Linked DNA regions of Mus musculus: region 1 is linked to region 2. The links are chromatin loops, found by intact Hi-C in ENCODE. Cell type or tissue: gastrocnemius. All regions are shown on one strand.

Region 1 (8,000 bases), 51 kb after region 2:
CTCACCTTGGAAAGGGTGTTAGTCCCTTAAATTGATATTTAGTAGGTTTTTAGAGATGAGGTTCTATAGCACAGGCTGACTGGGAGCTCACCATGTGGTCCAGGCTGGCCATCCTCCTGCTTTAATCTCTCAAATGCTGAGGAAACAGGCCCGAGTCACCACAGCAGGCTCTGGTCTTTACTATCTGACATCCCGGGTGCCCTCGCAATACTTTCCGGCCCTTACCAAAAGGAGGGAAGAAGAGTGGTTCCCTCCCAGTGTGGTGTGTTGTGGATCTTACATCTTTGCGACACAAAATCCCCTCAAACCGATCTGTCCACCCAGAGCTGCAATCCCAAGCTGGCTCAAGCCCTGCTCTATTCGGTCCCCTGGGGCAAAGAATCAGCAAGTCCCGCCTCCTGGCCACCCTGCCCCTGCAAGCCTGGGCACCCAGATGCCCTGCCCAGAACACTCCTCTCCCAGACCCTCCCCTGCCTTTCCCACTGGGAACCTGACTTCCCATGGCAGGGCAGACAGAGGAGGCTGAGGACTGTCTGGAAAAGAGCTCAATGAGTCTTTTCGAGCTTTGAAAGCAGCTTTGCTCCCCGGTGGAGCCCGACTGTCTGCTGAGCTGCAGTGAGGGGTTTACTGCTGGGTTATAGGGCCCTGGGTTATAGTCTCAGGCACCGTGTGCCCAAACGGTTCCCTGTCCCTTGCCTCCTAATGAATGAAAATGGCCTCCAGCCCCACCCTTCACAATATGATCCTAACTATGCCATCCTGGCCGACTTCACCTAGGGCCTGTCTCACACTCCTCTCTCTCAGAGCCAGAAGGTTCTCCACTCCAGCTGCTGCTGATTTATTTTGTGAGTCCCCGGGAGTGGAGGCCACTTCCCACCCTGCAGGCCATATTCCCTGCGAACTTAATTGCCCATTTTCATGGACCTCCCCCCTCCCCAACTTGTTCAGTGGAAAGAGAATGTTCGCCCACACACCGAGCCTGTCTGTTTCCTCGGGGGTTTTGGTTGGGAGGCCTCTGTGTTGAGCGAGTGTGGAGTCCCTGACATCCTGACCTCCACTCTGTCCTTGCTCCTTCCAGGCACACACATTTCCTTGCTTTGTGTGAAGCTCAGTGGAGTATCCCTGCCCCGGATTCTGAGTGTCCTTGGCTGTCGACCTGTTTTCAAGACAAAGAGTGCCCCACCCTACCTGTGGGGGAACCCATTGAATGGGCAGCCAACGGCATCCAGTGCCAAAGCCATCCAGTGCCAAAGCCAAAGCCAAAGCCAAAAAAAAATCTAATTTGTCGCAAATATGTGAACAACTTAATGAATACCAACTTGGATTGACTGCTAGGCGGGCTTTCCCTACCACCTCTGACTCCAGACGAGGGGCCAGGATTCTCAGGAAGCTACTGAGTATAATTCTGCCTCCCCACCCCCATGCTGGGAGAGAAAGGGAGAGGAAGGGAGAGAGAGGTGTTAGGGTTACATGTTCTGTTTTAGTGGGGAAAATGCTGGTCGTCATTAACTGTATAGTATCTAGAAACTTCGTAACCTTGCTTGGCTCTTATTCAGCCTGAGCTGCAATACTTTGTCTAGTTGATACCAAGTACTTAGCCACTGAGTAAAGCAGCTTGCTGGGGGTTGCATGAGAAATGGAAAGGCAGGGATGATACAACTAAGGCTACCTTGCCTTGAGAGTTCTACTTCAGTGATCTACAGCTCCTAGAACTTGGAATGAAGACACACGGGTAGCCTCTGCCTCCACCTGCATGACCAAGAACAGGTAGCTAGTTCTTTCTGGCCCAAGCACGTGTGAGCCGGCATGTTCGGGTCATTGCCAGAATTTGCATACTCCTCTGAGGAAAGAGTCCCTGTGCATCCCAAGAACATTCTTGTGCTTCTGTTCTTAGAGCTAGGGCCTTGGTGTGCACCACAGCCCCCAAGGAACAGATGACATTTACTTAGCCTGGTCGCTAGAAACAAAAGGCCCTGTCCTGAGGCCAGCTTGTCTCCCGTATTCATTTATAAACTTTTAAAGCCCTGAACAAACTGGGCTGGTTGAGCACGTGCTCACTGCTCCGCAGCCCTAGGAATTATAACTGGACATGGGGTCTCTTAGTTTTGTTTGTGTGTTTGTTTGTTTGTTTGTTTAATGTCTTTTACAAACCCCTACACTGGTTTGTAAGTCAGACCACATACAGTGATGTCTTTCAAAGCAGTTAGCCCTAAGGTACCTCTCAGAAGGGCCCTCTGGAAGAAAGTGAGCCTTTTAACCATTTTTACCCATTGTTCAAGTCAACCTATCAAGACAAGCCTCCTTGTCCTCTGCTTCCTGCCTCCTGCCTCCTGCCTCCTGCCTCCTGCCTCCTGCCTCCTGCCTCCTGCCTCCTGCCTCCTGCCTCCTGCCTCCTGCCTCCTGCCTCCTGCCTCCTGCCTCCTGCCTCCTGCCTCCTGCCTCCTGCCTCCTGCCTCCTGCCTCCTGCCTCCTGCCTCCTCTGCCTCCTGCCTCCTGCCTCCTCTGCCTCCTGCCTCCTCTGCCTCCTGCCTCCTCTGCCTCCTGCCTCCTCTGCCTCCTGCCTCCTCTGCCTCCTGCCTCTGCCTCCTCTGCCTCCTGCCTCTGCCTCCTCTGCCTCTGCCTCTGCCTCTGCCAAGGCTAGTTTTCCACCTTTCCCCGTTCTATGCGCCACAAAGCCTCGATGCAGGATCAAGTGTGGGCTGCTCAGGAGTTGTAGTTCTTTTCGGTAAAGATCCATCCACCGTTGCTGACAAGGAACTCCTGCCTTATGCTAGATTCTGGCTTTTACATCTTGGTTTCAACCACGACAGTCTTGCTGGTCGGACACTTAGGAAAACCTGCATCGTGGTGGTAGCACCCACATCAGGCAGCTCGCAAGCACTTGTGACTCCTGCTCCAGGAGACCTGATGCCTTCTTCTGGCCCATGCAGGTGTACACAACATGGAATATACTTTCACAGAGAGACACACAGACAAATAACTAATAAATAGGCCTTTAACTTGACTTCTGATATCACTCTACCCTGTGCCTTCCTCTTTCTGCCTCTCTCTCTCTCTCTTGTCTCCTTTTCAGGTCTATCTGGGAACCCTGCAGATTTGGAGAAGCGTAGACTTGTTTTTGGAAAGAACGTGATACCTCCAAAAAGGCCCAAGACTTTCTTAGAATTAGTGTGGGAAGCCCTGCAGGATGTCACGCTCATCATCCTAGAGATCGCAGCCATCATCTCCCTGGTCCTGTCCTTCTACCGACCTCCGGGTGGAGATAATGAAAGTGAGTGTCTGAGCTGCTGCCCATGGCTGATCTGAGTCCTTTCCACACCACCAACCATATTAAGTACCAGTGGTTTTCAGGTTATAGTACAAAATGTTCTTCTTACCCAGCAGGCTCTACAAAAGAGAGCTAGTAAGCCATTCTCCTAACCGTTCCCCTTCCCCTACCACATCCTTATTCAGAACACCAGCCATCTTGTGTCCTTACCTTTGCTTCTTAGTGTATCCCAACCATAATGATTGGCATTGTGGGAAATAGCAGTGAGCCTGGCTGCACATCCTGTGACTTGCATTGGCATACTTTGTGCTGTTTAGTAGCTAACACAAATTAGACCTAGTAATGATGAGAGATCGCTCCAGCCGACTGATTTCCTTGGAAATCTTCCACTTCAGAGTCTAATTTTCTATTGTTCTCTCTTCGTGACTGTCCACCTTGTGGAGGTTGTGTAAATACCTCCCTCGTTTCAATGATTCTTTCTTCCCTTTCTGGATAGTCTGTGGTCACATTGCAAGTAGCCCAGAAGAAGAGGAGGAAGGAGAAACTGGCTGGATTGAGGGGGCGGCCATTCTCGCCTCGGTGATCATTGTGGTACTCGTGACAGCCTTCAATGACTGGAGCAAAGAGAAGCAGTTCCGGGGGCTGCAGAGTCGCATCGAACTGGAGCAAAAATTCTCCATTATCCGGAATGGTCAGCTTATCCAACTCCCAGTGGCTGAGATTGTGGTGGGAGATATTGCCCAGATCAAATACGGTGAGAGCACCATGTTTCTCTAGCCAACAACATCCCCCTCCCCAGACATCTGAAGAATAGGTCCATTGACATGAGGAGCTGGGAGTTTCTGAAAGCCTCTGCTAACCCGTCAGTGAGAATTTAAGGGGGTTGTGGGAAGAAATTCTGAAGAAAGCCATAGCCAAAACTCGTCCAAGTCAGACTTTTGTCCTGTATGGCTTAGGAGTAAAAATATGGAATATTTAGGCTACAGGAAGGTGTTGATTCAAGATATGTGTGGCACTAAGGATCAAACCCAGGGCCATTGCAGTATAGGTAAGCCCTCTGCCACAGAGTCCCAACGCAGCTCTAGAGTTATATCCTTTTTACCCCTTTATGTGGAGGCTCTTGACATTCTCATGAGACCATAAGGAGAGCATCCCTAAGGTAGAGTGGAGGAGTTGGATGGAGGTCCGTATGACTATCCCCTACCAAGTCTTACCCGTTCTCCCTTATTGTCACCCTTTCCCTTATGCACTAGGTGACCTGCTGCCTGCAGATGGAATTCTAATCCAGGGAAATGATCTGAAGATTGACGAGAGCTCTCTGACAGGAGAATCAGATCATGTCAAGAAGACTCTGGACAAAGACCCCATGTTGCTCTCGGGTATAGTATCTGGTTGCCCAGGTTTTTATCACAGCCTCTAGATAGTAGGGTCAAGGGTTCGGGGATCTCTTCCCTCTATTGGCTCCAAGCTTTCTTCTTCTCTTGGTTTGAGTCAGAGTAGAAACGTGGTTATTCCTGATGCAGGGATGTCAGTAACCTGAAAGACGTTTTTCATTAAGTGTTACAGGAGTTCTGTTGTTTGAGAGGATGGCATAAAGTTAATATGTTAACCTTAACCTCTGTCTCCTTGGCCTGTTTTAAACAGGCTCATCTAGCTTTTTCTTGCTGCCTACTAAATTAATTACAATCCACAGAGAAAAGGGAGCACCATGCTCTTATGTTTGTATTTCCTAACAGATCACAGCTAAGAACATCAGACAGCACTCATCCCTCTCTGCCTTCTCCTTTCCCTTCTGTAGGGACTCACGTGATGGAAGGTTCTGGACGGATGGTAGTGACTGCTGTGGGGGTCAACTCCCAGACTGGAATCATCTTCACCCTCTTAGGAGCTAGTGAGGAAGAAGATGATGATGACAAGAAGAAGAAAGGTAAGGGGCGTGCCGAATGAGATTCTCTCATCCCTGTGACTGAACTAAAGGTCGGAGAGCAGATCCAGACGGAAGAGCTGTTAGGAAAGTCTGCCGGGACAAAGCAACAGATACCCAGCCTCCTAGGCAAGATGCAAATGTCAGTTGTGAGGCTGGAGAGGTGGCTCGGTAGTTAAGAGCACATATTCTTGCAAAGGACCGGGTTCAGTTTTCAGGCCCCACATTGGCAGCTAACAACCATCTACAGCTCTCTAGTTCCAGGGAATCCTGTGCTTTCTTCTGGCCTGTGTGGACACCAGGCAAACCCATGGTACATAGACATATATGAAGGTACACACACGTGCATACACACACACTCGTCGACCTTGTGTCTCTGAGGAGCACCAATGAAAACCATCGAACCCTGACTCAAATCCCTCAGGTCAGATTGCATTTCCTCAGTCCCTGTGTCTTCGGTAGGTTGTGAGGGGTAGCCCAGCCTGAAAGAGCAGGCAAGAGCTCCAGCCAAACTGCCTCCATGACGTCCTCCTCTTCCCTTCCCTTCTTCCTCAAGGACTGAGGGGTAAAAATGAACTATCCCAGCTAAGAGGGAAGTGACTTAAAGCAAAACATGGATCCCACAGAAACTGTGGGCTCTCCGCTGAAGACAGGCACAGCTGGAAGATAGGGAGCCAAGAGACTATGTTCATCCCGCAATTACCCTAGTCTTGGTCACTCACTTCTTCCTGAGGTAGGAACATCAGGAGAAAGAGACCCAGATGTGAAAGCCAGACTCAGGCCTTTTTTTGAGCATTCCTTCTTCCTGTGGGAAGAAAAGGGTTTCTAGCACTTGGCTGAGAATCATCTGAGGTACTTAGTAGAGAGAAGCTTATGAAAGAGTAACACTCTCTCAGAACCCAACTATTCATTTTTACAGCTGCCCTCAGCTGAACACCTAGAAAGCTTGCCTAGGGCCTGTTGAATTGACCTGAAGATGCATTTTAGGGCCTCGCCACAGACAGCTATCTCCAGCCTCTCTCTCCCTAACTCCCACCCTCATTTTCTCAAGAGCTGTGACTCAAGACAGGAGCATCCTCCCTCCTAGCTGCAGGAGAAGCTCAGGCATGACCGTGTGTGCAGCTGTCTGATGCTTGGCTCCCAGGGATCCATTTGAATCGAGATAGGAAGGATGACTGAGCAGAGACGTGAGCTTCCGTTCCAAGTATCTCCCTGCCCCGCAGACCTCCTCCTTCACTGTCACCCTTCTGTGCTGGGAAAGGACAGAATTGGATATCAGATCATCTCTTTATTCTAGTTACTTTGGGTCTCCACCCCGCTTTTTCTTTCTTGTTCAAACAGGTAAAAAACAAGGAGCCCCTGAAAATCGCAACAAAGGTAACCTCTCCACCCACTCACGTTCCATCTCTACCTGCCACGCTCAAACCAGACCTCTCCAGGCCATCTGCCTCCCTGCCCTCTCCATAATCTGTTATCTGCTGCTGTGGCCCAGTGCCTCATCCTGAGGATGGTGCAGAGATCTGGGGGTGGGCTTCAGGCAGAACAGCAGCACCCTCTGCTGTTAGCTTGAGGAAGCAATGTCCACAATTCTTTGGTACCGATCCGCTCTTCTCAGCGCTGAGCTCTGCTTCACTGTCCGCGGCAGCGGCAGTTTCTGGGTTGGAAGTCACGGTGGAAGGTGTTGGCCAGGCAGTCCCTGCACCCTCCTCTGCTAGCCGCCTCATGGGTGTCTTCTGGTTTGTATTTCTTCTCTGTTCGTCTGCTCTGAGGCTTTGGAAAGAGACATTTCCCTCTGCCTCTCTGCCCACTTCTTTCTTTGTTCTCACCACAGTCTGTTTTGTTCCTCCTGATATGGTTTGTGTTTCTCTTGGTGGCTGTGTCTGCATCCCATCTCCGTCTTGTTTGTGCATCCGACAGAAGAGACCGTAACTCAGGAGGGAGTTCCTAAGCAAACAGTGACGTTGGAGGGGGACGGGGACCAGCAGGAAGTAGTCTTGACATGGCTCCTAAAGTAGTTTTTCCCCCATTACACACATCATAGTATTCTTCAGAAATAAAGTCACCATATTGGATCACCCGGGCTTAAGGAGAAAGAACTTGAATTTCAGGTCTCTTTATTCTTCTTCCAAAGGGGAAATCCTGGGTTTGATGTGCCCGTGCTCTCTGCTTTGCCTTCCTCTGTGTCTTTAGAGCAGCTTCTATTCTTCACCCCACCCCCGCCCCAAAATACTCAACTCAGGTCCTGCTCTGTACCTCCTTCTTCCCTTGTCCTTCAACTTTTATAGAAGCTGAAAAATAACTTTGGTCTTGGGAGGGGTGGGGTGAGCATCTGTCTTTCTTCCCTGATTGGGGGAAGTGGGTTTTAACAGAATAGACTAGGGCCCTTATGTTCTAGAAACATCAGCCCTTTGATCCCTTTCTACAGTAAACATTCCCTGTTTTAAGGTCTGGATTCCAGAGAGGATGCTTAGTAAGGGGATAGATGGCCTCCATGGTGTGATCAATCCCCTTGTTGCTATAAACCTGGCCTGTGGCTCTGAGGGATGCCAGGAAGTTGTGGTAAAGAGAAAATCCAGACCGAGAAGCATCTTCGACCTCATCTCCAGTTGTCAGACATGTCCCAAAGGCCCTAGTGGAGTCCTGTGTCTGGCATGGGTGAGGACCAGTCAGGGGTCTAAGGAACATTCCAGGAAGAGACAGAAGGGCATCTTGCCTTCCACCTGCCTGCCATCCACTGCTATATTCTTGCCTGCTCACTTGCTCTGTCCGTGTGTCTACCCTAGCAAAGACCCAGGATGGAGTGGCCTT
Region 2 (8,000 bases):
ACATTTCTGACTTTCAGAAATCTGAGATCAGACAATAGCAAACCTGGAGTCAGACAAGGGCCACTTCCTGATTAGGCCACTGACTTCTCTATCCTCAGGAGAAGGGCGGGGACAGAGACCTTGGCACTCTCCTGTGCCTCTTAGGACACTTACCCTATTCACCAGGCTCCTGCCCTCCAGAGGGCTCATTTCAGCACTTTCAGGATTTAACTTCTGTGAATTTGGGGGACAGGACCCAGAAGCATTCAGTCCATAGCACAGTAGCTCTCCTTACAGACTGCTCTTCACCTGAGGGAAGAAAATCTATCTTTAGCAAGACCATATCCTTGTCACCTTAGTAAGGAATCAAGCATTCACAGTGACAGGAACCCCCTCCTGCCAGAAGGGAAAACTTCCCCAAGCCTTCCAAGAGGAATTTCTACCACAGTCTGTGGTCTAGTCAAAACCGGTTAGCCAGATCTAGTTTCAAAGAGATGACTAAGACATCGAAAGGGGGGACATGCAAATCAACAGCCTGGGCTCAAAAGGGGGGGAGTCAGTAATATATAAAAATTGGGGGCTGGGGGCTGACAAGATGGCTCAGAAGTAAAGGGTGTTTGCGGATAAATAGGTGGGAGAAGAGACCCACTTCTTGAAGCTGTCCTGGCTGCCCACACACAAAATAAGAAAGTAAACGAAAAGATCATTGTTGCTACAGAGGAAAAGGATGAAGGTAAAACCCAGTTTCCATTAAAAGAAAACAAAGAAAAGCTGGAGGTGTGGTTAGTTGGTTCTGAGTACTTACCGCTCCCTGCTCCTGTAAAGGGGCTAGGTTCAGTTCCCTACAGCCATGCCATAGGGCTTACAACCTCCTGTAACCTCAGTACCAGGGTAACACCTCTGGCCTCTGGGCACTCATATGCGTGTGGCACACATGAACTCACACAGGTACACATACATACACAAGAATTTTTTAAAAACACAAATCTTTTAAAATAAGAAAATGAAAGAAACCAAAGAGACAGTCGAGTCATAAGTAATGTATGACCTTTCATTTTATATATTTTTTTACATTTTTAAAAATTTAGTATCTGTGTGTATGTGTGCTCTGAAGTGTGTACTCTCTGCATGTGTGTGGAGGTCGGAGGGCAAGCTGTGGGAGTTCTTTTTCTCCTTATACCACATGGGTATCAGGGCTCAGACTCTGATCATTTGGTATCAAGTGCCCTTACCCACTGAGCCATCTCACTGGCCCAATGTATAAATCGCTTCTTATTAATTTTCTATCTTTACTCACTTTAAGTGGATGGATGCTTAGACTTGCATGTGTGTGTGTTCATCGTGTGTTTGCTTTGTTCCTGTGGAGGTCACAAGAGGGTATCTGATCCCCTAAAACCAGAGTGACAGGCAGCTGTGAGCCACTGTGCGGGTGCTGGGAATCAAACTCAGGTCTTCTGTAAGACCACCCGGTACTCTTACTCCTTGAACCATGTCCCTAGCCCCAATGTATAAATTTCAATTGTATGGGGAGGGGTATATATTGCAAAGCCATCTTGGGACAATTGGAGATATTTTAGTCTGGATATTAAGTGATATGCAATTACTATTACATTTTTAGATGTAAAAGTGACCATATGGCTTTATGCCATAGTATCTTTTTTATGCACAAATATTTAAGGCAACGTAGTTTTATGTCATTTTCAAGTGGTTCAGCACAAATGTGTGTGTGCACGTGCACATACACCCCAAAGGAGAAAACGATGGTAAAAGTCGGTAAATCCTCCTTCCTTAGTACATGCAGGACCCTCAGTCTACCCTCACTCCAACAAGAAAACAAGGCAAAACCAATTGCTGACTCCAAGTGAAGTGTCTGTAGTTGGTTGTTGTATGGTTTGTGGTTGGTTTGTTGTTATTGTTGTTGTTGTTGTCGTAGTTGGCGTCATCCTCCTTCTCCTTCCACTCCCCTCCCCCTCCTCCTCCTCTTCCTTCTCCTCCTCCTCCTCCTTCATTATTTCAGGTTGGATATACTTAACAGTCTAAGATAGAGAGAGACTTTGAGTCCCAGAAAGGGCTCCCAGATTCCTAGCCTCCTTCCTCCATCTTTCCTAAGCACCCAGAGGGGTCTTCCCACATAGTCACTTCCCTTACCTCCCTCACTTCTGTGTCCAGTGAGTAGGCTAGTGGGCTGAGCAGTGCGATGGAGGCCTGATGACACCGTGCCTTGGCTTAGAGAAAGCCTAGGAACTGGGGGGCTTCACCATTTGAGGAGGTCACAGGTTGTAAGAGGGGGAATATGCCTACAGCCCCAAAGTTATTGCTGACCTCTTCTGACCCCTTCACACCCTCTAATAAGGTGATTCTGTCTAATAAGGGAACCTGTTTTGCCTGCTCAGAGCCTTGGTGCCTGGCCTAAGTGTGGTGATTGGAATAGGTATGACCTATAGGTTTATGTGTTTGAATGCTTGACCCATAGGGAATGGCACTATTGGGAAGTATGGCCTTGTCGGAGTAGGTATGGCCTTGTTGGAAGAAGTGTGTCACTGTGTAGACGGACTTTGAGACCTCATACACACACACACACACACACACACACGCACATGCACACACTCATGCTCAAGCTCTGCCCAGAGTGGAATCAGAGCCTGCTGCCTGTGGATCAAGACATAAAACTTGTGGCTCCTTCACCTCCATATCTGCCTGCATGTCGTCATGAGAATGGACTGAATCTCCAAAACTGTAAGCCAGCCCCGATGAAGTGGTTTCCTTTATAAGAGCTTTGTAAGAGTTGCCTTGATCATGTTGTCCCTTCACAGCAATGAAACCCTAAACACTAAGCAGGGCCTTCCACATGTTCCCTTGCTGGGGACATTATACTTGGTTGCACTGGCAATGGCCCAGATCACAGCGAGGCCACCCCCACCTCTCTAGCCTGGTCCTGGCTCTGGAGAGATGCAGTTTCTGGGGCTGCTCTTCTTCCTTTCCCTGGAAACCTTGGGCTAGACCCAGTGTGACTCAGGGCTCTCTCTGTATACGATCCTGCCGTCAACTCCTCTTCTGTCTTTTCAGGAGCCTGAGGGAGAAGGAGCCAGAAAGCTGAAAATGGGCAGACAGGGAGGGGTTTGTTCTAGGAGCCATTGAGCCTGCGGGAGAGCTCAGAATTAGGAGTCAGAGGCCTAGTGATCTCGTGCAATCTGTATGACCTTGACTGAGGCAGCTATCTCCCTGAGCCTTCCTCCCCCTCACTGGACCATGAAACCAAGTGTAGACTTTCAGAATCCAGATGCTACAGCCTGCGGCTAAATCCCATCACCTACTTGAGATGACAGGAAGAAGGGAAACCAAGCAAGCTTTGCCTTTTTACAGCCACCCTTGGAGTTAGAAATAATGACAGGGTATAGGTTCCCCACCTCCAGAACTTCAGTTAGCAAGTACTTAGTACTGATACTTCCCAGTGGCTTGGTCACTATTCTATTGCTGTGAAGAGACACCATGACCAAGACAACTCTTAACAACAACAAAAAAAAAAAGCATCTCCTTGGGAGCTTGCATACAGTTTCATAGGCTTAGTCCATTATCATCATTGCCAGGGAACATGGTAGACATACACCGTGCTAGTCAGTAACTGAGAGCTACATCTGGTCCTCAGACAAAGACAGACAGAGAAATAGGCCTATCATGGGCTTTTGAAATCTCAAAGCCCACCCCCAGTGATACAAATCTTCCAACAAGGCCACGCTTCTAATTCTTCTAAGCCTATCCAAGAGTTCCACTCCCCAGTGACTAAGCCTTCACGTATGTGAGCTTGTGAGGGGCATTCTCATTCAATCCACCACACCCAGCCATGATCGTGCTGTGTCAAGAACTGTGAACACTGATTAGAGGTAGAGAAATCCAAGTCTTCAAGGACTTACTAAGGGCCACAAATCCCAAGAGACCCATTAGATTGAATCTTAGGAAATTACCAAATATGCAACCATTTCGACCTACAGAAAGTAGTTTTCTATGGTTCATCCTAAATATTAGTATTAAATGTTGGATATCAGGGGTTGTATAGTTGATGCTGTGGGCTAGTGGGGTTAGCAACATTTGGGTAAGCTGCTACTTGTTAGGCTAGCCTGCCCTCTCTTCTCAATACAGATTTTTGGCCCTGGAGGTGGTATGTGTGTTGACCAAGTCTTTGTCCAAACTTCTATTGAAATTCTTACAGTAATCTTCCTAGAACTGGCCAAAACAGTTGCCCATGGAGAAGAAAAATTGCCACCCACCTTCACAAGACTGTCCCTGTGTCCCTAGTAGCCACCTTGACAGTTTGAGGATGGAAGGAACCTCAAGGGAACAAAAGCAAGCTACTCTTTGCCCTAACCTATGGTAGAGAGGAAGACACACTTACAGAGTCCTGGCTAGGCTGGGACTTACTTGGTAGCCCAGATTAGCTAAGAACTCACAGCTGTCCTCCTGCCTCTGCCTCCCACATGCTAGGATGAAAGGTGTTTGTCACAATGCCTGAATAATGATTTATTTTGTGATACTAGAGATTGAAGGTAGAGCCTCAGCAGGCATGCTACTGCCGGAGCTGTATGCCCCCCCCCCCCCCCCGCCCATCTTTTACTTAGAGACAGGGTCTCACTAACTTGACCAAATTGTCCTGGAGCACATGCTGGCCTTGGACTTTCGGTCCCACTGCCTAAGCCTAGGAAGTAGCTGGGATCACAGGCCTGTGCCACCAGACCTGTCTCAACTGAAAATAATTCTTGCAGGAGGCAGTTGCCAGACAGGATCTGAGGGGGTAGAAAGGACGGTGTAGGAGTTGGGCAGAGGGAGGTCTGTGTGGCTGAGTCCTGACTGCAGATACTGAGAGCCCGAGAGTGAGATGTTTCCGCAGGTGAGGGAGGCTGTCTGTGCCCACCCGCTGGCATGCCTCCAGCCTTGTCTGAGCCAGCACCAGTGTCACAGGCAGGATGGCATCTGGCCTCAGCAGCAGCTGCCATCTCCCTGCTCCCCTGGTGCTGGGACCATTAGGGTGATTTTGATATGTCCTCCCTGCTGTCTGTACTACAGCCTTCTTTGTGGGGAGCCCTCGTAGGACATCTGTTAGGATGCTAGGACAGATACAGCTGGCATCCGCTCTTCCAGGAGCTGCCTGACCTTGTACAGGGAGGTGGGTCACTGGCTTGGGGCTGGGAAGCATCTTGGTTGCTGAACCAGAGGCTGTGAGGTGGATGAAGTTAAGGAAATAGTCCATTTTCCCTCTTTGTCAGAGGAGAAAACACAACCCAGAGACTTAAGCAAGGATATCTGGCTCGTCTGAAGCAATGCCAGGGCCAAAATGCAGTTCTTTCCCTACCAAGTCTGCCACTGAGTGCTCAACACTCCTGCCGTGTCATCGCCGGGTGACCCTGCTTATCACTGAACCTCCCTGGCCCCAGGGTCTCTCCACATATAACAGGGAGCCATTCCAATAAGCTAAAGAATGATTGCTTCATCTAGAAGATCATGTGTTAGGAGCACTTTGGATGAAAGATGCTCACAACCATGGAGCCCTGTGCTATTGAGAGTCAGGGTCATTAGCACTAGAGAAAATGCAGAGCCGTGCTCCTGGGAGTACCACCCTCATCCACACAGCTGCTAATGGAGCCAGGCTCTGTTCTTCACAGCTCTGTGTGGAGTGGAGCCCTGAGCTGGAAGGGGCAGACTGATCTTGAGAGGAAGCAGCCGTCATGGCAGGGGATGGGCAGAACCTCCTGTCTCCAGCCTGGGTATCCCTAGGCCTGCCTTTTCCTTGGTGCAGGTTCCGTGAGAGATTAGAGGCAGTACAGAATGGACGATATGGGATCTCTACTTCTTCCGGGGCAGCTGACTAAGCCAGATTATCCTGTGACCTCCTGATTTGAGGGTCACCATAACATGACAGTGAATACGGTTTCGTAGATGGAACCAATCTGTCATTCATTTGCTTTCCTGTGTACTCATTCATTGAACAAACAGGAAGTGAGTGCAAACCATATGCCGGTTACTATGTTGAGGGTAGGAAAGTGGTATCTAGAATACAGGAAGAGCCCAGGATGGCTGACCCGAAGCTCAGAGAGGCTTTTTTGGTTTTACCATGTCCGTGTGCATCCAGAACCCTCTGCTTAGGCGGAGGCAAAAATACTACATCACTGGGACACCCAGACAGGATCCAAATGGTACCTGGGAAGAAAACAATGCATTTACAGGAAACCCTCTGTTTCTCTTCTAGTCCTCCCCATGCACTTTAGTCCCTCCACCCTCCTTGCAGAGGCAGTAGATTTAGTTTCAGATGGTGCATGCTGTACACACACTTACTGGGCCTCTAGAAAACATATATGCCACCTTCCTTTATGTTCCCTGTAGTGTTGTGACAGCTGTACTAGGTATGGCAAGGAACACTGTGCAAATGGGAGAGTGCTGGGTGTCTGTGAGGCTTTCTGTGCGTGTTCCACATGCTCCTCTGTGCTCCACGTGCTCCTCCATCTCCATTTCACTCCCTTCTCTCCACTGCCCAGCTCTCTGCCCTGCCCCACCTCCCAGCCCCCAATCACCCTTCCTGTAATACCATCATCTTGTCCTCTCCCCTTGCCTAGACAAAACCTACAGCAATGTCTGTTGCATCTTAAATAACACCAGCATACATAATCCAAGCTAATTTATTAACCATGTGTTCAGTAGCTAACTCAGAGCGTCTCATTCAACATTCCCCATCTTAGACAGCAATCAATGTTAGGAGTCTTCATTTTACAGATTAATGAAGATATTTCCAAAACAAAAGGCTGAAAAGCAACCTGACGTATTTAAGGGCTTCCTCTTTCTATTGCTGAGTGACTGACTAGTTGACGGGGGCATGGAGAGGCTCCACAGCATCTATTGAATGTCAACTAAGCACCAGCTGCTTTCACATTATGTCACAACAACCACCTTCTGAGACAGGTATAGGATTTGACTTCCAGCATCTGGTTGTACGAACAGACACTCACTCAAAAGAGCAGGAAGAAAAAAGAAGAGATGGGGCCTTATTAAAAGGTTATGGGGAAAGGTTGCAGAACTTGGGTGTGGGAGGGTAACCCTGGCCTTCTCCACAGGCCTTGGAGAACTCTCTTCACAGCAGGTTCCCCCCTCCCTTGTGCACACACACAAGACTTAAGCAGTAGGCTCAGCCCAGATCTCTAGATAAATTAGCTCAGGCTCTCAGTCCAAATGCCAAAAGATGCTGGTTCCAGCTGAGCTCTGATGTCTTCCCATTATCCATGGCCTTCTGGAGGGGTGTGGAGCCCAATCAGACATGGCTACCCAGTCCTGTCTTACCCGGAGGCCATCTGGCTGGCTAACACTGGTGCTGATCTTTGGGCCCAGGCCTGTCTAACATATAAACCTGTGCCCTTTCTACTCAGGGCTACTGCTGAACAAAGGTACTTGAGTCTGATTCCCCTGGAGTGTTCTGTTCTGTCCTGTTTTTCTCTCCACCCTGATACTGGGCAGTGAACCTAGGGTCTTGCCCACACTAGGCAAGTGCAGCATCTCACTAAGGTGTATCCTCAGTCCTACTCTTCTTGGGTGTATGTTCCATTAGGGCCAGGATCTTAGTCATTTTTGTTCAGCGATGTCTTCGGTAGCAAGTGCTCAATGAAAGACTGCTACAGGACTGCAGTGTAGCTCTGTGGTAGGACACTGGCCTAGCTCTTATAAAAGCCTGGGTTTTATCCATCTACATGACAAAGACTGAGCAGAACATACGGGTAGGGGTGGGCAGTAGCTTTCTCTTGGGAAACTTTTGCCCTCTGAATTCCTCAAGACCTGAATGGAAGAAGTGGGTTATTTTTTAAGCCTTGGAGGATGGCCTCTGAAATAAGTAGAGCAGTCCTATGGGGGCACTTCTGGCCCAACTTTTATGGTGAAACGTTAAGAACCATGTCTTAATGTGGAAAAGGCTAGAGGAGACTGCACCTTCGATTTCTGTTGCCTGTTTTATGCATCTGACCTGGGCTGTTAGCCACAGGAGGAAAACA

The links. Hi-C counts contacts between places; a loop is a spot of excess contacts. Peaks named below come from ENCODE experiments on the same cell type or tissue, not always from the same donor. Only the 100,000 strongest peaks of a DNase experiment are listed, where the experiment ranks them.
Region 1: it touches region 2 in a loop (9-fold over the local background); 9 of 42 quality-filtered maps call a loop at or near these places.

Annotation. Positions count from the first base shown.
Region 1 is chr1:133,735,185-133,743,184 of GRCm38, reverse strand. Atp2b4 (ATPase, Ca++ transporting, plasma membrane 4) reads left to right here. Exons shown (of 20, transcript NM_213616.4): 2 at 3,074-3,271; 3 at 3,765-4,022; 4 at 4,522-4,647; 5 at 5,067-5,195; 6 at 6,534-6,569; 7 at 7,976-8,000. Among named protein-coding and RNA genes, the nearest start is that of Mir6903, 13 kb to the right of the region's middle. In gastrocnemius, a CTCF peak has its summit at 6,755 (motif pointing left); DNase peaks (open chromatin) are centred at 463, 1,232, 6,367 and 6,743; H3K27ac peaks cover 1,755 bases.
Region 2 is chr1:133,785,935-133,793,934 of GRCm38, reverse strand. It overlaps a transcript of Atp2b4 not described here. Among named protein-coding and RNA genes, the nearest start is that of Atp2b4, 36 kb to the right of the region's middle. In gastrocnemius, no CTCF peak of the experiment used is centred here; DNase peaks (open chromatin) are centred at 4,916 and 7,249.